3 separate regions of the Mus musculus genome follow, and regions 2 and 3 are each linked to region 1. The links are chromatin loops, found by intact Hi-C in ENCODE. Cell type or tissue: left cerebral cortex. All regions are shown on one strand.

The links. A loop is a pair of places that touch in the nucleus more often than their neighbours do. Peaks named below come from ENCODE experiments on the same cell type or tissue, not always from the same donor. Only the 100,000 strongest peaks of a DNase experiment are listed, where the experiment ranks them.
Region 2: a loop joins it to region 1, with 9 times the contacts of the local background. A loop is called at or near these places in 3 of 42 quality-filtered maps.
Region 3: it touches region 1 in a loop (3.0-fold over the local background); 3 of 42 quality-filtered maps call a loop at or near these places.

Annotation. Positions count from the first base shown.
Region 1 is chr2:84,552,794-84,560,793 of GRCm38, forward strand. No RefSeq gene overlaps it. Among named protein-coding and RNA genes, the nearest start is that of Gm13710, 50 kb to the left of the region's middle. In left cerebral cortex, a CTCF peak has its summit at 4,286; DNase peaks (open chromatin) are centred at 2,187, 2,341, 2,875, 3,973 and 1 more place; H3K27ac peaks cover 4,333 bases.
Region 2 is chr2:84,644,099-84,652,098 of GRCm38, forward strand. It overlaps Ctnnd1 (catenin (cadherin associated protein), delta 1), which reads right to left and starts at 6,642. Exons shown (of 19, transcript NM_001085450.1): 1 at 6,308-6,642. In left cerebral cortex, a CTCF peak has its summit at 4,510; DNase peaks (open chromatin) are centred at 4,483, 5,715 and 6,647; H3K4me3 peaks cover 3,892 bases; H3K27ac peaks cover 3,375 bases.
Region 3 is chr2:84,457,656-84,465,655 of GRCm38, forward strand. Tfpi (tissue factor pathway inhibitor) reads right to left here. Exons shown (of 9, transcript NM_011576.1): 3 at 368-478. The coding sequence starts at 476. Among named protein-coding and RNA genes, the nearest start is that of Tfpi, 13 kb to the right of the region's middle. In left cerebral cortex, no CTCF peak of the experiment used is centred here; a DNase peak (open chromatin) is centred at 4,960.

The DNA of each region.
Region 1 (8,000 bases):
GGGGTGAAATTCATGTAAGGAGCTGTGTCTCTTCAGTCCAGGGTCCTAGTCCATGACACCCACATTCAGGGTAGGTCTTCTCATCTCAGTTAAGCCTTTCTGGAACCATCTAGAGTCGCGTTTCTATGATGATTCTAAATCCTGTCAAGTTGGCAGTTGAGGTTAACCATTATAGCATATAATCAATATTTTAAATTCAGTAATTCAGTGAGATACATACATGCATACATACATACATACATATATATATATATATATATATATATATATATATATATAATTTTTGGTGTTTGAAATTATAATGTAATTATATGATTTCGCCCCAACCTTGTCCTTCCTTCAACACCTCCCTTTCCATCAATCCCCTTGCTCTCTCTAAAACTCATGGTCTCTTTGTCTTAAATTGTTGCTTTTTTTTTATCAGTACCAAGCCTCTCCATTGTACCTTCTATTCCCAATTTATCTCAATTTAGACTAGACGCAGTTCCTGTGTGTGGTAGCCTCATGGAATCAGTACCTAGTAAAAATGAGCAATAGAAGACTGGAAGTCCCCTCACAGAGTGAAGGTCACCCCTGTCCTTCTCCCAGTGCTCAGGGCTTCCCGAGCTAAACTATGCAATGAAGCCATGCTGTGAGCCACCTGCAGTCTGTCCCTCCATACACATTCTGGGGGTATTGGTTCCAGGACTCACAGGAGTAACAAAATCTGCATTTAAGTCCCGTCTATAAAACAGCTTAGGATTTGCACCCGACCTGTGTGCACCTCCTGTGGACATCCTCTCCGGATTACTAAAGGGTGCCTATGCAATGCAAAAGCCATGTGAAGAGCGATGGACACTCTACTGTTCAGTGAATGATGACAAGAAAAAGTATGTTCGTGAACAGAGACGATTTTTCTTCTTAAAAATTTCCAGTCACTGTTGGTTGAATCTGCAACTGTAGAAATCCATGGCTACAGAAAGCTGACTGTATTTATAACTTAAAGAAGAAGACAGTCATTTCAAGTGGCTTCTGTCCTTTCAAAGCAGGGTCCCCTGTCCTGGGTAAATAAACAAAGCCACACGCAGGTAGTCCACAAGGAGTTCAAGGAGAAAGCTTCAAATTCTTAAACCATAAACCCCAGGAAGAAAGCTTCTACCCCAATCTACATTAAGATCTGTCTCCTGAGAGTCATGTGCCTCAAACCACCCTGCTCCATTCCCTGAAGCTAGTCTTGCTAGCTGTTTCCTCATAGAAGGCTGAAGATCCACCAGACCCTGTGGGCCGTGCCTCGTGCACAATAATCAATTCCCCAACCTTTCACCCTTCTCTGCTTTTCAGATGTGCCCAGATGCGTTGAGTTAATGCCTTTCCCCACTCATTCTGACTCTGGGCCTCTCAAGCACAGGAACTTTGGTTTGATTCCCCCAGAATCCGTGTAAAAGATCTGGGCATTAGGGAGCATACGTGTAATATCATAGCCAGGTAGGGGGCATGGGGGCTGTTGGGCAGCCAGCTTAGACTACTTGACAAACTCAAGGATGGTGAGATACTGCACCTCAAAAAAAGGTGGACAGTGCCCTAAAAATGACATTGGAGGTGAATCTCGTGCATGTACACACACGCATACACTGCACATACAATTTTTTTTTAAAAAAACCCTTATGTCATGGCCTAGTCGGCCATCACTGGAAAGAGAGGCCCATTGGACACACAAAATTTATATGCCCCAGTACAGGGGAACGCCAGGGCCAAAAAGGGGGAGTGGGTGGGTAGGGGAGTGGGGGTGGGTGGGTATGGGGGACTTTTGGTATAGCATTGGAAAAGTAAATGAGCTAAATACCTAATAAAAAATTAAAAAAAAAAAACCCTTATGTCTTGTCCATGATGCCTGGCATACAATAACATACCAATAAATGTGTATTACTGTGGTTTGGTGGCAAATACAGCCTGCACCTGGGGCAGAGCGCAGTCTTGAAAGGCCTCACATTTGAAACTAGAGAAGAATGGCCCACTTACCTGCCGCTCTCCAGTGCCCTAGCATTGTGTCCACGGAGAGCTGCGTGGACACCTAGATTTGTGGCCCAGGAAGTCGGCTGCAGCCTTCAGCCTGTACTCGTGCCCAGCATGCAGTCTTCCCTCTGTGAGCAGCATTTAGTCCCTGGCTATGAAAATGGGAGCACAGACCCAGTCGGGCCCCTTCCTGCTAGAAGCACTACCTCACTTAGTCTGACAGCTTTTAGGATTTTCTTCTGGTCTAGATCTTGGGATTTTCTTTATTTAGCTTTGAAATCAGTCATGTCTTTCAAAATATTTTCTTAGCCTTTTCTGAGTTTAAGGCTGGAATGAGTTTCTATTTCTGCTATGTCTCCCGCTGGTTGAAAGTGTCAGGATGATGAGCTAATATAGATCTGACAAACTAAACGCCCTGCTCCTAGCCAGGTATGGTGGTGTGCTACTGTAGTCCCAGCATTTAGGAGAGTGAGGTAGGAGGACTACCAGAACCCGGGAGCCCAAGACCACCCTGAGCAAGATAGTAAAACCCAGTCTCAAAAATTAATTAACTAGTTAACTCATTATCCAGTCTCTGTTCCAAGTTCATAGGTGAGCTCCCATTTGCTTCAGCTTAGAATTTAAAGGACACAGCCTGGTGTGCAAGTTTCCCAGCAAGAGTTGGTTTTAATCTAGGACTAAGATCCTCGTGCAAAGGGGAATTAGGACACAAAGCCAGACACACAGGGGACCCTGCACTTAGATAAGGCAGAGCTCTAAGTTATGCATCTTCAGAGACCCACTAAGTTCCAGGACAGAGCAAAATCTAGGAGGTGGCACGGTATGGAGCCTCCTTCGCAACACTCAGGAGAAACCAAGCCTGCAGCCGGTTGGCCTCACATCTCCAGTCTCCAGCATTGTGGAAGAGTCAGTATCTGCTGACTAAGCTGCCCAGGAGGAAGCTTGACAGGAACCATAGCAAACTAACCAAGTCCTCACAGTAGCACAACACCACTCTCCTGTGTGCTGCAGTGACTTGCTAAGTCCACCCATGCTCAAGAGAAGAAAAGGCTCAACTCTTGAATGCAAGAGAATGAATTTCTGGCCAGGGTCTAAAACACCACCAGGCTCAGAGGTTCTCTCTGAAACCTCGTGATAAACTTTCTTTTTTAAAAAGCTGATTTCAACTTGATTCCTGAGTTTTGCATTCAACAGTCTTTATTTAAATATATATATATTTAAGATGCACACAGTGGCCCATGCCTGTTATCCTAGTACCTGGGAGGTAAAAGCAGGAGGATCCAGGTGTTCATGACCAGCCTCGGCTATACAATGAGTTCCTGGACAGCCTGGGCTACATGAGACTCTGTGTGTGTGTGTGTGTGTGTGTGTGTGTGTGTGTGTGTGTGTGTGTGTGTGTAATTTTCGGTAATAAACTTTGCAACTCTTCCTATCAGGGACATGTCTTTGGGTTGAAAATGTTAGTTTAACAAACAATTCATTCAAGCTGGATGTGGTTGCACACTCCAGATCTCTGTGAGTTCAAGACTACTGCCGTCTACATTGTGAGTTTCAGGACAGCCAAAGCTATACAGTGAAACTCTACTCAAAATAAAAGATAAGAAATGATTAATTCAATCTGGACAAGGTGGCACATGCTTATAATGTTAGCACTTTGCCACTCAGGAGACTGAAGCAAAGGAGATGATGGTTTGAGGCCAATACGAGATCAATGACAAGGCCCTGTCTTTAAAGAAAAAAAAAAACACACACACACATACACAGAGAAAAGAAGGGAAGGAGAGAGAAAAGGAAAAGGGAGGAGGAAGGAAGGAAGGAGGGAGGGAGGGCCCTTAATGTGCCCAAATTAGCAATGCGTTCCACTTGTATAACATTCAGACATCACGGGGCAGCTCCCCACTGTATATCTGGTGGGGAGAAACTGTGAGAATAGTTTCAAGTTGGTTTCCTCTGGAGATGACTCCTATTCAGCAGGCCGGAGGATCTAGCTTCTATACACGTAGGGAAGATAAAGTGTCCTTGTAACTTCACAGACTCATGCATTCAACAAGAAGGCTTGGAGAGTCTGCTACATACCTCATGCTGAATAATGTTCTAGGATTCGTGTGGTGACTAAGAAAGCCCCAGCCCTCAAGAAACGTACAGTCTTGCATTAAGACTATTTGCCCCAAAATACAGTTTTTTTAAAAAAAAAAAAAAGAAAGAAAGAAAGAAAAAAATTAATGTTTCTGTCTCTCCAACCAAAGCCTTGCTTTCCTGCTGGGCAGCCTCCTTTTCTGAGCACTAGATGGCATATGGAAGCCAAGAGGTCCTGTCTTTGAGGGAGTGACTGGTTTAGGAGGAAGCATACGGTCAGAGGCACAGTTGACTGAAGCTTAATTTTAACATTCTGAGAATACTTTTCTCCCTTTCATGCTGCAGGAGATCTGGGCCAAGGACTGTGAGTGGGAGAAAAGGGAGAGAGAAATGGAAAGCTAAAAATGACAACAAGGAGAGCAACGGTACAGCCTCACTTGAGAAATAACCGTGAAGACACAGCCTGGGGCTGGGGATGGGGCAGGGTGGGCGTATGCAAATGATATGGAAATTGCGTCCACACCCGCTCCAATTTTTACAGTCCTTTTAGTTTACATACTTGAGTGTGGGTCACTGGGTACACCTCCTGGAGTTGGGAACTTAGTCACCGCTATCTTCTCACCACATTTGATCATGGGGGAGACACTTCCCCGCTGCCACCCTTTGCTTTTCCTTTCACACAGCAGAATTGGAGACTGTCTTGGAGGTTTCATCTAGGTTTCACGGACATTCTTGGTTCGGAGAGCAATAATTTCCTTTGCCATCACTATTTTCAAGAAATTAACCCCAGAAGCAGAACACTCAGAAAATCCAGATCATAACAACGACATGGAGTAAAGGGAGATAAAGGGAAAACAAAATCATAGCCAAGTGTTATCCATAGATGAGAGTAGAAAAGCAGATATATCCCCCAGACAACAAGGGGGTTGAGGTCTCCCTGCAATTTTCTAAAATCCAGAGATAGAGAATTGTATCCTGCCCCTGTTTCCATGACATCTTACATGGTGCTAGGGATATATTAGGCTATAAAATTTTTAGTTGATGAAAGGAAAATTTCCCATCTGGATTCTTTTCTAACTAGTAAAGTAGCCAGTACCACAGGCATCCAAGAAGAAATCTTTGCTTTGTTTTTATTTTCATTTGGTGGTGGTGGCAGTTGTTAGAGATAGGGTCTCATTACATAGCCCAAGCTGACCTCAAAGTTGGAACCCTACTGCTTTAGCCTTCCAAATTCTGGGGTTGCATGCATCACTATCTCCAGATCCAGAAAGTTCCTTTTGGAGTTGACTTTTAATATTCTTTCCAAGCCCATGAAAGCTTAAATTCAATTAAATTGAATTCCCTGAAAGTCAGGCTTTTAGCTTCTTACTTCAGTCTGTGTCTGAGGTCATCTTGTATACTGTTCTGTCCCAGCTCTGGTCCCGGTGCAGGCGGGCATCCTTCCTGCCTCAGATTCTCAATCATCCTTTTGTGCCAGTGTATTAAAGTTAACAGCATGTCCATGTCTTTGGTCTTGGGTCTTCCCTGAGACACCTCTGAGCAAGTTTCAGTTTGCTTTTAAGATTTTTTTATTTTCCTCAAAATTATTTCCTTCTATTATTTAACTGATCAATATATTTTTAAAACCACTGGACTTCCAGCCATGTCTTTGAAACTATCTGAAATATGAACCACAAAAGCACTCTGGTCCCTCCTTCAAGGTGCCTAGAGTTTGGTTAATTACTAATATGAACAACAAAAAGATCCTAAGAGGATCACAAGAAGTTAACTTCATTTTAATAGTTATAGGTTTCTTTTAGCTTGCATTGAAAATACAACTCTAATGCTAAATTCATCCATTTGAGGGAACAGTGTCTCATAGGGTGAAACTAGTTTTATTTATCTTTAAGTGGGTTCTTTTTGTTTGTTTTGTTTTGTTCTTCTTTGGTTTGGTTTGTTGTTGTTATTGTTGGTTTTTGTCTTTTTTTTTTTTTTTTAAGACAGGGTTCCTCTACAAAGCCCTGGCTGTTCTGAAATTCATTATGTAAACCACTCCTTCCCTCCATAGCAGCTCAGATTGTCTCAAACCACAAGCCCAAAGTTAGTCCTTCCACCCTTAAATTGATTTGTTAGGTATGTGGTTAGAGCAACAAGAAAAGTAACACTGAGCAATATCAGAAACTTAGACCTGGTGGGCAGAAGAGGTGGCTCAGTGAGTGATAGTGCTTGCTGCTCCCGCAGAGAACCCGGGTTCAGGTCCCAGCACCAACATGATTCTCACAACTCTTGGGAGCCAGATCAATCCAAGGCTTTCTCAGAGGCTATGATGAAAAGAAAAGGCAAATGTTAGCTCTGTGTCCTTGTTCAGGGGCAGACTTGGAGTGGGGGCAGAGCCAGTGCCTCCAAAGGAGTCAAGGTTGCTGATTGGGAGGCAATGACCCTTTTCACTGGGGCTGTGGCTATCAGTCCTAAGGCAGCTAGCTATGTCTAAAGCATCCTGTGTTCTCTGCAGCAACCTTGCCTGACTTATCTCTCTGATGACTCTGGCCTTTTCTTGCCTGCAGATAGTACGCAAGAAGCTGTGTTGCTGAAGAAACTTGGTTGCCATAAGCTTAGGCCAGACCTCCTAGGCTCAGCCCTCTATCTTCTTTATGCCTCATGCCCGGTCCCCTCCTGGACACCTCCCAGTTCAGGGCCCTTACTTCCACAGGTTCAAGTCATACCCCATCTGTAACCACAGTGACAATGGATCAGACAGCCTCTGCAGAGCTCCACAGCACCAGGTGCTCTCATGGTATACAAGCATACAGAAGTATTTTATGTACATACTTGTGCACGTAAAATAAAAGTCAATACATCTTTTAAAAAGGAAAGAAAGAAGGAAAGGAGGGAGAGAAGAAGAGAGGGAGGGAGAGAGAGAGGGAGGGAGGGAGAGAGAGGGAGAGGGAGAGGGAGAGGGAGAGAGAGAGAGAGAGAGAGAGAGAGAGAGAGAGAGAGAGAGAGAGAGAGAGAAGAAAGTTACACCTGGGTTAAGAGACTTACAAGATCAGATTAGTATAAAGAAAATTTTAGGGAACACAAGTACACAAGGTTAATGATTACTTACATCTTTTAACATGCATTAAAAACCACAGCTGTTTATGAGTAGCTTGGTGTTCTTGTGGGATTCTTAACAGTGGGAGTAGAGGCTGTCTCTGACTCTTTTGCCTGCTTGCGGGACCCTATTTCTCCTACCCGGTTGCCTCTTCCAGACCTGATGTGATGTTATGTGTCTGGTCTTGTTGTAGCTTGCTATACCACATTTGGTTGCTGTCCTGGGAGGTCTGCTCTTGTCTAAGGGAAAGTGGAGTGTGGTGGACCTAGGGGAGAGGAGAGGTGGCAGGGAAGCACTGCAGTCAGGATGTAATATATAAGAGAAGAATAAACCTAAAAATAAAAATTTTAAATACAGTTGTTTAACTAAATCCATGTATTTTAGAGACACATGTTTCTTAGTATAAGGCTGGATTTTTGGATTTTTGTTGTTATTCGGTTTTCTCCTGGTTTTTGTCGTTGTTGTTATTGTTGTTCTTTTGTTTGTTTGTTTGTTTGTTTTGGGAGTTGTTTGTTTGTTTGTTTGTTTTGAGACAATGTCTTTCTATGTACTTCTGTCTGTCCTAGAGCTCACTATATAGACCAGGTTGGCCCTGAATTCATAGACAGCCTCCTGCCTCTGCCTCTCGAGTGCTGGGATTAAAGGTGAGCACCGCCACACCTGACAAGCTAGATTTATAAATGAGTCTTTTTAAATATGATATAAATATTACATGTCACATGACCAACCTTTGGAGAGCACTGCTAGACTGTGCTTTGTGCATTACTGAATCATCATCGAATCTATGCGGCCCCTGCCCTTGTAACTGTCACTGAGCTTATAACTTCCCTATACACTGAGCTTATAACTTCCCTATACA
Region 2 (8,000 bases), 91 kb after region 1:
TTCCCTTTCTGGAAGAGTGTTTTTGAGCCCCCACCTCCACAGCTCCCTAAAAGTTGCTGCCCAGCACCAAAATAAAATGTTTCTGAAAATTAACAGAACACCAGAGGCTTGAACAGGTCTGTAACCCTATCATTTGGGAGGCTGTGGCAGGAGATTTTGAGTTATAAGCAAGTTTGCTACATGGTGAAACTTTGTCTCAAAAAAAAAAAAGATATCTTGTCCAACTGACAAATAATGTTTATTCAGTGTTCTATGGCAAACAAATGCAAAGTATGAGCTATATACTTTATAAACTTTAAATAGCAAACCAATTGTAATGACAATCCGATATACAAAGTTAAGAGTTAATACATTTTTTTTTGTTTGTTTCTGCATCAGAAGAGATCAAACCTAGGGCTTAGAGCATGTTAGGCAAGCACCCTCTGAGATATATATCCCCACAGAAATTATTAAAACTATCCCCACTTTAAAGAAAAGACCAGGACAAACAGTAACTAAGCAATTTGTCCCAGGGTAAATCAGAGCAAGATTGGAACTCAACAGTCTAGCTCCAGAAGCTTTTTTAAAACAGGACTTTCTTTTACAAAACTTTCTGTGTTTTTTTTTTTAAGCATCAATTGTGCTATCCTTCTTTGCCTTATATCACTGGAGAGATGTACTCCGTAGGAAATTACTTTTTTGGTTGAGTAAATTAAAAAATACTTAGCCGGGCGTAGTGGTGCACGCCTTTAATCGCAGCACTGGGGAGGCAGAGGCAGGCGGATCTCTGAGTTCGAGGCCAGCCTGGTCTACAGAGTGAGTTCCAGGACAGCCAGGGCGATACAGAGAAACCCTGTCTCGAAAAAAACCAAACCAAACCAAAACAAAACAAAACAAACCAAAACAAAACTATGCAGCAGTTAAGGTGCTACTTAAATGGGTGTAAGGAAGAGTTAATGTGATTCTTGAAATTTTTATTGCAAAATTCTGCATGTGTGAAGTAAAAACTGTAAACAGCACTTTACCAACCATCATATGGGATCGATGATAACATTAACCAAATTACCTAGCACTAATCAGCACTTGAAAAAACCCAACTCTTTATGACTAGAGGAAGCAAGATGTGGTAGTACTTATCTCTAATTCCACAACTAAGGAGATCTCTCTGAACTTGGGGGCTAGCCTGATCTACAGAATCCAGAACAGCCTAGGCTCCTAAACAGAAAGACCCTGTCAAAAACAAAACAAAACAAAGACTAGGGGTAGCTCAATTGATAGACTATTTGTCCAGAATTTAGGAAGCCCTAGGCAAGGCCAAAGACAGCCTGGGCTACTTGAAACTCTGTCTTAAAAATATAATTAAAAATAGGCCGGGCGTGGTGGCGCACGCCTTTAATCCCAGCACTCGGGAGGCAGAGGCAGGCGGATTTCTGAGTTCGAGGCCAGCCTGGTCTACAAAGTGAGTTCCAGAACAGCCAGGGCTATAAAGAGAAACCCTGTCTCGAAAAACCAAAAAAAAAAAAAATATATATATATATATATAATTAAAAATAATTACACAACTAAATACAAATCAGTCATGTTTCAGCTTCCCCTTTTAATTCTAAGCAAGACAGTGTTCATGCTCTATCAGTGCTCTATTTGAAACCTTGGAGGCAGCTACATCTTTTAGGTCAATCAATTCCCATTTCAGCTTCATGTAACATGGATTTGTTGATTTTTATTTTATGTGTATGAGTGTTTTGCCTACATGTATATATGTGTACCATGCATACATGGTACCCATAGAGGCCAGAAGAGTTCTCATATACCCTGGAACTGGAGTTACACAAATGGTTCTGAGCCACCATGTGTGTGCTATCGTGTGCCAACCCCACACACACATACACACACATACACACACACACACACACACACACACACACCTACACAACCTCCAGAAAAAAAAGAACATGATATATCAAGTGTAGTAGCTGCCTAGTCCTATAATTCACAGTAGCACTCAAGAGGCAGAGACAAGATTAGGAGTTGAAGATCAGCCAAGTTAAAGGAGACCCTGTCTCAAACTGAGACTTGTAGAGAGGGAAAAAATGACATCAACTACATTTTCTTTGAATACTTATAATCAAAAGCTAACATCCCAAGACCATTGTGTTTTTGTTGGTGGTATATAAACCACTGACCCAAGCAGGGGTGAAAACAGTCCTCCTTGCTGCTCTCCACGTTTTCCCCCAGAAAGTGGATAGGCTGCCTTGACTGACTGAAGGCAACAGCTGCCTAAGCTATGAAAGAAATGCACCTTACTTCTTACACCATTCTTTAGACTGCCAAGAAAAGCTAAACCTTAAAGATCTTCCATTATTTCCAGAAACTTTGTTAAAAAAAGAAGCTAGTTGTGGTGACACATGTCTATAGCACCAGCATTCAGATGGGTCAGTGGGATCACACATTCAAGTTGATCCTCACTCAGTTACGTGAGATTCCACCCCAAAGAAATTATTAGGGTTGGTGAAATGTCTGGAGGATAAAGGAACCTGACACCAAGCATCCGGACTTGAGTTCTAACCGTGGGACGGGAACAGATTCTCTCCCATGTCCTAATTGTTCTGACTTCCATACACCTGGCCTTAGCAGGAGCAGGGGCCTGCCCTTCACCACCTAACACAATGAAATGTATGTAAACAGAAAAATGGAATGCAATAAATAAAAAATCTACACTACAGGTTACCATGAGAGTATCAAAATTACACGGGAATGCAATTAATTCATGTTGTTCTGATTCCTGTCTCCATTTAAGCCTTCTCAGTCCCCACTAATTCCCATCAAGTACCTTAATTAAACAAGGCTTACTGAGCACCTCTGTTTATAGCAGACACCACCATAGGTAATGAAGGGATAGAGATAAGAAAGTACCTACACACAAGCACCTCAAAGTCTAGAGTGAAAGATAGTCATTTTTAATTCATTATGACAAACATATTTATTACAACTACCTCCAAGCTTTTCATTCAACCCAAAGAGCTGAAAATTCTCTGGAAGACAAAATTTCATTAATAAGCAAACGAAGGTTGAGGCAAATCCCAGAAGTTAAAAATAAAGAGCAACAGGACGTGGTAGTGCATGCCACTAGACCCAGCACTTTGGAGGCAGAGGCAGATCTCTGTGAGTTCAAGGCCAGCCTAGTCAACAGAGTTCCAGGACAACCAGAGCAACATGGAGAAAGCCTGTCTCAAAATAAACAAGCAAGCAAGCATGACTGGCGATGAGCTCAATGGCAGAGAACTTGCCTTGCCTGTGTGAGGCTCCTAGTTCAATCCCCAGCACTACAAAAGGGAAAAAAAGAGACTAATGGAACGGCAGTGGCATGTACCCTGCTTTTAGGGCTAAGATATCTATGCCAGCATATTCAGCTCTCACTTGCTCTAAAGAAACTGGTCTTTTATATACACTGTCCGAACTTGGTGCCTGTAAGTAACTACGAAAACACTCCTGCCTAAAGCAAGTCTTCATTTATTTTAGTCCCAGCTGTTATGTCCATTCTCTTTGGGTAATGGCAATGTACCCCTGGTTAAATTCATTGACTCTGTACTCAATCAGACCAGGGTCAATCTTGACCTCCACCAATTAAATAATGAGATGTTTAAGCAAACCCCAGCTTCTTTGTCTCAAATTCATTTTTAAAAAATGGTTATTAGAGACTAAGTAGTCTATGCAAAATGCTTAGCACACAGTAAAATAAAACAATGACAGGGAGGGTAAAGGATGGGAAGACCTACAAGATACTAACAGAGGGCCGTCACCTACCACAATAGAAAGCAATAAATTATACACAGCTAAATATTTTGATATTGCAATTGATAGTGATCTAAGCCGAATTTATCTGCCTGCATCCTGTCTCATCTACCCCTAGGAACAATTATTTGATAAACCTAAGGCTGGCATGTGATTACAGGAAGCTTTCCCCTTTCTAAGATTTCCAAGAGTCCCAATTTTAGACCAGCTGAAACCATGATGAGCACCCCCCCCCTCCATACCGGAATCCTAAGAAAGGCACTAGCACTCTATCTAACCAACCACACACACCTGAAACTCAGACCCACTACCTTACTCACGTAACAAAGAAACTAACTGAATTCCATATAAAGCAAACAAGGAAAGAAAATCTATACATTTCATACTCATTTGTCATCATTTTCACCCCAAAACCAAAATAAGCACAAAAAATAAAAATAATAGCAAAATAAAAGATTTACTTATCTGTACTCTTTCCTGTAATTCCAGAAAGAACCAAGGAAGGAGAAGTAAAAGACAAAAATCTTCCATCTTATCACCTCAAAAGGCTCTTCACTATACGGCAGGCCAAACAATACCTTAGTTTGTAAATAGTTCTGGACCCTAATGCTGCGCAACACGGCTACACAAAGCTCAGTTTCCAAGCCGGACCCAGATCACCAGCAGTCATCCAGAACCTATTTTCAAACTGCCTTTGTACTCCTCCTTCAGACTCTCATCCCTCCCCCTAAAGGTTGAGTGAGAAACCGACACTGTGGCAGCAACAAACCGACCCTCCAAAGACACACTGAGAAATCTCCTTGGAAAAGCATTTCAAAGGAAAATTGAAAAATTGGAAATGAAAACTATAGCCCAACACACTGTACATATTGTCTTTTGTCTTTCTTATCAATTACTTATTTTAATTCTGAGGTCCACTCGTCAAATTTTTTCCTGTAATCCTTGCCTAAATTATATGGAAAGGAAAAGAGGAACAAAACTTGTTTCCTCCAGAAGCCACAACCGCACAAGGACAAAATCATCACACAAGGAATGTCTTCCCAGTAGAAAAATATTCAAGGAAATATTCTAGTCTAAAAAAAATGGGGACAGGGACTATGAAATCAAAAGATTAAAGATTCATATCAGTTTAAAGGTAATGAGGAGCTTAGATATTAAGACCCATCTTGATACAATTAGAGCAATATCTATTCCAGCTCTAATTTCCATGCTGATTTCCATTTTAAAAGAAGAAAGTACCTATTTTCCAGCTACTGAAGAGTTGGCTATATAATTATCTAGGATCTGCACATTTCCAAGAATGCATATAAAAAAATCAAAACCAAGCAAACCTTAAGGTCAATTATAAAACATGAACCAGTCACAAGCCTTTAGCTTTAACAGAGTTCTAACTTAGTGGTAAGTTAATTGAGCAGGCAAACAAACAAAAGACACCTCAAAAAAGCATCATTCCAGTGGCTTAAAAATAAAATTCCCTTTGTGCTTTCTCAAACATGCTTTGCAAACTCCAAGTTTTCATTAAGTGGTTTCTCTTCACCCGTCTATTTACAACCTACAAACCTTTCAGAGACCAAAAGGACTGAGAAAAGACTTTCAGGTGTTTTGCTGTTTCACTCCGGTCAACAGAAAGTATGATTAGAATTTCCTTATCCCTTTAAAGGCCAAACATTACCATATCAGTAAGTTTAACACACACCTTTACAAATCTGTGCCACTAAAACGACTTTTAGTACAAAAAGGAAGGAAGGAAGGAAGGAAGGAAGGAAGGAAGGAAGGAAGGAAGGAAGGAAGGAAGGAAGGGCAACTCAAGTTAACGTAGATCCATTTGTTTTCACAAGGCAAAGCAAAGAGCCTCCTAGGCAGGCAGGCAGGCAGGCAGGCAGGCAGGCGACAGCGGCTCCCACCCACCACCACACCTGGAAAAGTGAAAGAGGGATCCACCCAGGAACTGCAGCGCTGAAACCCTTCTGGGCCGTTCACGTTCAGAAGGAAAAAACAATACCATTGAAACTCGAAAGCTTCCTGCAACTTCCCACTGCCACAAATTCAAAGGTGAGGGGGCTAAAAGTTCCGAAACATGGTAAGAGCCATCTGTACGACCAGCTTCCGACCAGGGCAGAGTCCTTCCCCAACCCACACACAACATGCCCCCCCCCCCAAACAACTTTTTGAGCTCTGAAAAATAAGAGTATGTTAGCTAAATCCAGGGAAAAAAATAATATAAAAGTACACACAAAAAAAGGAATTTACACAACTTCTACCCCTGGTTCCAACCAGCTTCCGGTATTACACCTAGAAGTTTGTTTCCAGGTCTTGTACGTTTTACCTTTTCCTTAACTAAATAAAATACCAAGAAACCTCCAAAGTATTAAAAGTGAAAAAAATAATTGGTTAAAATTCACCGTCAGCACTAACAGGCTTTCTCACCCTTTTAAAAGTCCCTCCAGTTACCATTAAGAAAAAAATTCCACTTGAGTTACCCCTTTCCCAATACACACATTTTTAATAAAAGGAAAAAAATTTAAAAAGCACACACCTCAAATGTGGACTTCTAAAGCCAGTCCTTTAAGAAACAAACCCAAAGCTTCACCAATGTGCTGAGAAAGACAAATCCAGCGAGGTTCGCCGCCTCTTCCTCTTCCTCGTTCCAGGATCTTTCCTGCCTTTCTCCTCTCCCTCCGTGTCTGTCTCGCTCGCTGGCTCTCCCTCCCTCCCTCTTGATCGTCCTCTTTCTCTCTCTCTCTCTCTCCCTTTCCCTCTCTCCCTCTCTCCCTCTCTCTCCCTCTCTCCTTTTCCCCTCAGATCCAACACCTAAAATGGAAGTTGCACCCAGCCAAAGGCAAGGCAGCCTGGGTGGTGACAAACTGATCTGGCAGCCCTACCCTAGCTTTCCTAAGTGATGTCAGCCCCTGCGAGCTTCCAATAGGAACCAGGCATAAATCAGGGAGCTGACCTTATCCAATAGGAAACTTTATTATAGGAAATTAAAAAAAAAAAAGGGAGAGAGAAAGACGAGGAAGTTTTATACATATATATTATATGTATATTTAAAGCGGAGACTATACAATCTCTGAGGAATTACTGCAGATCTGGGGGGAGGTGGGAGGTGCTAAATAACAAAGCATTTTAGAACGGCACGCCTAAGCCTCAGTTCTCTTTGATGAGGGTCTTGTTCCCTTTCCCTACCTATCTGGGTGGGAAAACAGAAAAGAGCTTACTTTCTTTACTTGCTGCGGTTTGGTTTGCTGCTTTCTTCCCCAAAGCGTTTTCCCAAAGGAAGTCAGGAAAGAAGGAAGGAAATCCCAGAAACTGGACTATATGCTGACTGGGATGGTAGGAAATATCTGAGACAAACTCAATTTCATTGTTTTGGCTTAATTGAATTAAAAGCTAATGGAGAAAATAAATGCTTAGACTTCTTAATAGTTTGTTAGCCTTTCTTCTCTAAACTAAAAGGAAGCAGAATCCACTGAGCCCTTGAGGACCAGCACTATCTTCCCATCAAAACAATATGGGTTTGCCTGGGACAATAGGCAGAATCCAATAAACAAAGAGTGTAGACTAGTTAAGAATATCATCGTTAAAATAATTAAGAGAATGCTATTGTTTAGTCAACCCAAAATTACCTGCCTTTTTTATTTGACCTAAATAAAATATTATAGGGGTTTTCCTACGAATTCCTTTAAAGTTTATGAGGGGAAGGGGCTGTGTTTGTTGTTGAATTTTTTTTCTTTGGTGGGGAGGTTGCTTTGTTTTGTTTAAGATAGGATTTCACTCTACCCCAGGCTGGCCTCAAACTCAAAAACCCCATGCCTCCGACTTCTGAGTTATAGGGTTGAAGGTATATTACCACCTGGTAAAACTGGTATTAGTTATTCACTAATTACTAAACGAAGATAATGAGTTAGAAGGTCTCTCCTTATATATTTTTAAATTAGATTTCTTTGTGTGTGCATGAGTGCACATGTACTACAGCAGTCATACTCAGGTCAGAGAACAATTTGCAGGGATCAGTCCTCTCCTTCCTCCATATGGGCCCAGGGGTTAAACTTTGGTCATTATCTTGGTGGTGACCTCTTCTAGCCCTATTTTTAATTTATTTTTATTTTATTTTATTATTTGAGACAGGGTCTAATTATGTAGCCCTGACTGACCTAGAACTCTTGATATCTAGACCAGGCAGGCTGGCTTTGAGCTCACAGAGATACCCCCTGTGTCTGCCTCCTGAG
Region 3 (8,000 bases), 95 kb before region 1:
GGTTTTTTTGTTTTTAAAAAAAAAAAAAGCCTAAGGGGGCTAGAGAGATGGCTCAACAGCTAACAGAGGACCTGGGTTTGACTCCCAGCACCCAAAACTTTAATTTTGAATATTAAAACTGTGTTCTTTATCTATCAAGCTGGGTTGTAACAGGCTAAAACACCAGTTTCAAGAGACTCAATGCTCTCTTCTGTCTTCTGGGGACACTGCACACGCATGGCGCACAGTCGTAGATGCAGGCAAAACACACATACACATATAATAATAAAACAAAAGTTAAAAGTATAAATTCTAGCTTAGTGAATTTCATACTAAGTTGAGAACTTTGACAAGGTAAAAACTAAAATCAACCTTTGCAATATTTTACCTGTGTCATCAGCTTCCTCAGACAGAGCATTAAGAAACTCGGGAACAAGGCTAAGCAACAGACACACAGTGGCCCAAAAGGCATATTCTTTCTTCATTTTGTAAGTCATTTCTGAAATACAGAACACAAACATGCTTAATAAGCAATCAGTGTGGCTGCATCTGTAGGCTAGCAGGGTTCTCAAAAGCTTCCGGGTGAATTTACTACGTCACATGTAATGCATCTCCCAAGCTGCTGACAGTTCTAAAGGTCACCTTTAAGACATGAACGTGAAGCATCTAGGGTTACAAACACATCTGAACATGTAATAGCATTCAGCAGGAGGCCATCTTGTAGCCTTGAAAACACAAGGTAAACGGAAAATGTTTGAGAGATGGGTAAATGCAGGTTGATATGAGTTGGTACTATCTCTCGTATGTGGAAATAAATAGAAGTACTGGTGGGGAGGGAAGGTCAGAATGATGGCTTGATGCTGTAAATGCAACCTAAAATGAATGAATAAAAAAACTGGTTCGGCAGGCAGCACATACTAGCTGGACTGAGGCCCCTGACATGTATATACAGCAGAGGACTGCCAGGTCTGGCTTCAGTCAGAGATGCCACACATAACCCTTGAGGGACTAGAGGTCCCAGGGAGTGGAGAAGTGGGGGTGGGGGGATCCTCTTTGAGAGGGGACTTCGGGAAAGAGGAAGGAATGGGATGAGGAACTGTCAGAGGCAGACCAGAATGGGGTAACAACTGGACTGTAAAAAATCATTAAAGACCCATGGAAGGAGTTACAGAGACAAAGTTCAGAGCTGAGAAGGAAGGAAGGACCATCCAGAGACTGCCCCACCCGGGGATCCATCCCATAATCAGCCACCAAACCCAGACACCATTACATATGCCAGCAGGATTTTGTTGACAGGACCCTGATATAGCTGTCTCCTGTGAGGCTATGCCACCGCCTGGCAAATACAGAAGTGGATGCTCACAGCCATTTATTGGATGGAACACAGGGCCCCTAATGAAGGAGCTAGAGAAAGTACCCAAGGAACTGAAGGGGTCTGCAACTCTATAGGAGGAACAACGATATGAACTAACTAGTACCCTCCAGAGCTGTGTCTCTAGTTGCATATGTAGCAGAGGATGGCCTAGTAGGCCATCAATGGGAGGAGAGGCCCTTGGTCTTGAGAAGATCATATGCCCCGGTACAGGAAAATGCCAGGGCCAGGAAGCGGGAATGGGTGGGTTGGGGAGCAGGGCAGGAGGGAGGGTATAGGGGACTTTTGGGATAGCATTTGAAATGTAAATGAAGAAAATATCTAATTAGAAAAAGTGTGAAAAATGTAAATAGTAAAAAAATCATTAAAGATTATATATAATATTTTATATGATTTTGTATATGTACACAAAATATTATATATATAATTATATATAATATATTACACACATATATGTATATATAATATATATACTAAAATAATAAAATACCTGCTTATTATACTTGTTATATTAGTATGTTTTTAAAAACTGGTTTGGGTATAAACAGGTTGCACTTTCCATGCCACTCAGCAACTTTGCTTTCTTAGTCAGAACTCTTATTTTCCAATTATTTTGTTGTTCTTGACGTCAACATTCTGAAGGCAGCTCTCAACTTTGTCTCTCTTTCCTCTTGCTTTGGTCCCTCCTTCAGAAGGAAGCATTGTCACAAATCCCCTCCTTGTCTCTTGTGGTATTTGTTTGAGAACTCCCGTTTCCTAACCAGGTTTTCTGCGAGATAAGCACTGAGTAGCTGAACACAATGGACCCCAGCCACTCCCTCCCTGCAGCTCATCAAGTCACCTTTCCCTGGTTTAAGGAGTTGTCCGCCTTTAAGACAGGCAAGTGATGAGCCAGCCCTTTTGCAGCCCGAGGGAAATGGATTCCCGTAGGAAGTGGGACATTTCCTGTTTCAGAAAGATTTAAAGATCTGGATCTTAAAAGGAAAAGAAGTTGAAAAACATGTAGCTTTAAAAAACAAAATACACACACACACACACACACACACACACACACACACACACACACACACACACAAAGACTTCCTCTTTGCACTCAAAGGGGAAAGGAAACGATGCCGGACCGGGAAAGGACCGGGAAACGGGATGTTGAGGCTTCAGAGTCAGCGCAAATGCGTGATCTACAGCTACCCCTTCAAATGCCTGTCTTTGTATCATATACGTTATTGTCTCAATTTTTACTTCTATAACAGAATAACTAAGACTGCATAATTTTTAAGTTATAGAAATTTCTGTCATAATTCTTGATTCCAGAAACTGCCAAATCAGAATACTGACAAATAGAAAATACATAAATATTCTGAGTTCCATGCCAGCCTGGTCTACAGAGTGAGTTCCAGGACAGCTAGGGCTACACAGAGAAACCCTATCTCAAAAAAAAAAAAAAAAAAAAGAAAGAAAGAAAGAAAGAAAAGAAAAAGAAAAAGAAATAAAAAAGGCATGGGTGGACTGAAATACATGAATAGTGAAGTAATGTGTGCCCATTGAAAATGTTACAAATTTATAATTCATACAACATACCTCATGCCATTATGAGAGTCTGATCCACACATGTGATTATAAAGAGTATTTCTACTAAACATCTAGGTTTTAATTTGATTTTTTTCAAATACTTTCGGAGACGCTTTGATTCCATTTGGTTCCACGGGAAGTCCGTTGCAGCTGTGTTTTGAATGTACTGGGAGGTAAGGTTTTTGTCTGCCTGGTTCAGAATGCCGGCTTAGGTAGAATGCCTGCTAAAAACTCAAGAATAGAGACTCTACGTCTACCAAGTTAATCCTATTTAAAGGCTGCAGCTTAAAAAAATCACTTATTTAGTCATCTAGTCTGTGCTTGGTTCCAACGTAGTCAAAACCAGCTTAGATGAATTCGGTCAAAATGTCACTAACCACGTTCCAGACAATGTGGAGCTACCTGGGCCTAGAAGGACTGATTTGTATTAATCTCAGAAACAGCTAGAACCAAGTGACTGAGCACCATCAGGGATCTCTAATCGCTTTATTCTCTGTCTCAGGACAGCCTCTTCCTTTTTTCCCCTCCACACAGCATAGAATATGAGCCTCACCATTCCTGGATTCTGAGCCATTGAAAGAGTTCGGCTACTTTCTTAATACACCAGGTCCAAACAGCCAGTAAATAGCGCTGGCAATTTCAATTTGTAAACACTGGAACCTCTCACTGGAGTTCCTTTAAAATGGGACACAGTGGGGACCTGCATGGATTTCATGAACTGCAAACCTGACTCAAATGATGCTAAAGCTACAAGGGATCTGGCATAAGCAAAGGCAATATCCAAACCATGACTGATCCTTTTTTTATGAGAACGTATGTATCTGTGTCTGTAGTAGCAGGGTGGGGTGAGAGTGGCAGAAGAGGGTGGGGGAGGTCATGAAGCTGGAGTTACAGGGGCTTGTACGCAGCCTGATATGGATGCTGGAAGGCAAACTCTGATCCTCTGAGAAAGCATCAATGGCTCTTAACAGCCTAGTCATCTCTGCGGCCCCAAACAAACATGGCCAGGCTTAAAATAAAAGTATGTGTGTGTTGGCATAGAGGATAAATAGATAGTCCTTAAAAGAATGGGATTCTTATGTAAATCGATGCATTATCAGATACATAGTTTACCAATATGTCCTTGGTTTCTTGCTTGAGGTGAACTGAATGGTTTTGTCCCCCATTAAACCCCCAGGGTGTGCTGCTTTTCCCAGAACAATACAACTAACTTGTTACTAGACTCTCAGAAAAGACTGTGGTAGCAGTTTGAATATCTATCACCCAGATGAATATGTTTGTGACCACACTGATGGCCAGAGGACTCAGAGATCAACATCTTCCTGTGCTTCAGTCGTGAGACTGTTACTGGAATCAGTGACACTGTCTGAGTGTCAGCCATCAGACAACAAGACCCCTATATACGTAGAATACAAGGCCTCATGGAAGCAGACCTTTACAAGCTGCTGAAGACATGGCCACAGTTGAAAGAGCATTAAATATACCCACTCCACTCCTGTGATCCCAACTTCACCCAGCTTTCAACATCACCCTGGATCTCAAATTCAGTATGTGATTTAGTCTTATTATGACAGATGTTGACAAAAAATACCTCAAATCTAAAGTTATGACAGAAATACCTGAAAACACTGTTATAGAAAAAAATGCACACAGAGCCCTAGCCTCTTCCTTCTTCACCCCATGATCTTCCCTCTCCAGAAATAGCTCACCAATGGAACAAATCAGTGTGTTTCCATCTACAACTTGCGGATGCTGTTACACATGTATATACTGTAATATTCTGCATATGTAAATAGGAAGCATATGTATTGTGTATAGATTTTTTAAATGTGCGGTTTCATTGAGGAAGCTTTCTCTTGGAATATTAAATGATAAATACTCAAAAATCCTCACAAAACCAACATCCCTGACTGTCACACGTAATAAGGCATGCCAAGAATATAGGGGGACTGACGTTCTTTTGATTCATATTCCTCTGTTTTATCCACTTCCTCCCATCTACATCCATTTTAGCAGACAGCAGAGTGAGAGGATGGGAGGCCTGCCAGTGTCTGAGCTATTATTCAGGGATGTATATTTAACCTAGTAAAAATAGAGACGGATTCAAGACCCAAACTGGTTAAAAATATACCCATCTGTCCCCAGAACAAAAACTTTACTATTAAGATGACAATATTCCTCAGTGTAGTCTACATATTTCATGTAACCTCTATACAAATCCCAGGTAAATTTTTTTTGTCAACATTGATAAGGAAATCTTAAAATTCATGTAGAGATTCTAGCTATTTACCACAGCTTAAGCAATCCTATAGAAAAGCAAGGTTGAAAGACTCATACTTTTTGATCTATGTGGGTGTCTTTGTCACATGAACAGATAAAGAAAATATGTCACGAGGCTGGAAAGATGGCTCAATGGTTAAGAACACTGGGTGCTCTTCTAGAGGACCCAGGGTTGATTCCCAGCACCCCCATGGCAACACATAACTGTCTGTAACTCCAGTTACAGGGGATCTGACACTGACATACATCTGTGTGCTAAGACGGTATTAGCAAGCAAAACACCAAGGCATATAAAATTTAAAAAGAGAGAGAGAGAGAGAGAGAGAGAGAGAGAGAAAATAAAGAAGAAAATAGGCCACATATGTATAATGGAGTTCTTATTCATCCACAAAGAGTGAAATCAAGTCAGTCCCAAGAAAACGGATACCCATGAAAACCATCGTGTTAAGTAGACGAAGCCAAGCAAATGCATAGAAAACAGCAAGGGCAGCCTAAGAGCAGGATTAACAAACAAGGGGAGGGGGGCTGAGTAAGGAGTGGACAGGAAGTTGCATGGCGGGTGGATCTGGATAAGTGTTGACATATGTATACATGAAATTGACAAAGAAAATTCCACTCGTTGGCATATTCAATGTGCTAATCATATGCAAAAGGTGAAGACAACTCAAAGCTACAGTAATCAATGTATTTGGCAGCTGTATGGATTCATGGAGAACTGAGAGAGTCATTAAGCAGATCTTTGTCTACAAACAACTGACAGTGTCAAATATTTCAAGACCACTCAGTAGGGAAATGTTTATCTTTTCAGCTAAAGATGAGGTGCTCAGCTCTAAATGAGATATCTATAGCAAGGCCCTCCCAAGACTACGGGATCCTCATGGAAGTGGGGGGGGTGGGATTTGAGGAATAGCTTTCTAATACATTCCTCGTGAAAAGGATTACTCATGAATGGACATGATACAACTAGACACTCTCGGGTCTGGTCCAGCATCCCTGCAGTGAAGCAGTGTATACATTGTCATCTGTAAATTATCTAGGAAATTCATATATTAATCTTACACATGAGCCGCTGTGTTGATGCATGTATTTAATCACAGCACTCAGAAGACAGAAGCAGGCAGATCTCTGTGAGTTCAAGGCCAGTCAAGTTTACAAAAAACGAGTTCCAGGACAATCAATACTACACAGAAAAACCCTGCCTTGGGGATAGGCATGGGGACAGTACAAGCTTGCTACTAATTAAATCTGAGCTTCCTGGTGTATCACTTCACACATATTGTTGATCTTTTAAAAAAACTTTTATAGGCTGGACAGACATGGTGGAAAAACGCCTTTAATCCCATCCACAGAGGCAGGCAGATCTCTATGGCCAGCCTGCTCTACATAGTGATTTCCAGGACAGCCAGAGTTGAATAGTGAGACCCTATCTCAAAAACAAAGAAAGAAAGTTTCATGATGAATATATGTTAGTGAGTACTTTCCTATATCTAGAAGAAGAGAGATTTTACTTTGGCTAATTCTTCACACATGGTCTATGGATGAAAGGCATAAGAGACAAACCTGACTACTAGAAAAGGGGAAACATTTTGGAGAAACATCTTCTGGGTTCACACGATTTTCTCAGCAGCAGTGGCTAATGCTGTTTTCTCTGTGTGTTTATTACTCTATTCACACAATTTGGCTGAGCCTGGTTGGGGGTGGGGGGGGGGTCATACCCACTAAACCACAGGAGTCTGCTTTCTTAAACTATGTGCCTTTTTGTTTGCTGCTTCTCAATTTTGGTGAGTTAGCAGCACACTGATGCCAAGGACAATGAAGGAAAGCAATCAGTACAAAACTAAGGTGTTTGAAGGGAGACGGGTTATATAGCTATTCTCATAATTGTCTCGGGTTTTTTCCTCTATGTTCGGTTTTTGTTGTTGCTGCTGCTGCTGTTGTTGCTGCTACTGCTGCAGCTGCAGAGAGAGGCTGCCTTGACAAATCTTTTCTATGTTCTGAAGTTATCTGAAGTTAAGCAGTATTCTCATCTGAAAATTCCAGAACATTTATAATAACTAAGTGCGGTAAATGAATTGTTAGCAATATTTTCCCCCCTGAGGTCGTCAAGCCGCATTCCCTAGTGTAGGAATGGCTTGCCTCAGGAAGAGGTCTGTGAAGCAGGGCTGTAGTCTCAGGAAAAGAGTATTTTCTGAAAAAATACATTGTGGGAATGCAAACGTTTGGGTAATCCTCCAGGGAAGAGCATGACTGAGAGGCTGCACGTTTGCCACATACCACAGAGCAGTGAGTCCACACGGGGCCTCATTTATCTCCTTGTAACTTCCCTGGGAGCCACATTCCTAGTGCACATGGTCATCGCTTAAAGCAAGATGCGAGCATCAGGCTCCTTGATGACATAGAATTTAAATTGAGCTAAATGGAGCTCTTGCTATAAGATATAGATAAATGTTAACTTTAAAAAATGATACTAGAAGCACAAAAAACATTTCCTATATAACATTGTACCTTTTTTTAGTGATGTCTTCAGAGGGATTTCCTGCCTGATAAGCTGCTGTATCTTGATATTAATGCTGTGTAACTAACCAGGCAGGCATGCTGAGCTGATGCTTGCTGTACGTTATGTACATTCCAATATCAAAAGCCTAGATGGCGAGGAAGAAGCAGAAGGGATCCCGAAAGACATTTGTCTGCGGCACTCTTAAAAGAACTAAGATGTATGGAACAGGTACCAAATTTTAACACAGGAAAATATAAAACTAACAAATGTATTATTTCTGTCTCTGTTTATTTCCCTTGAAAT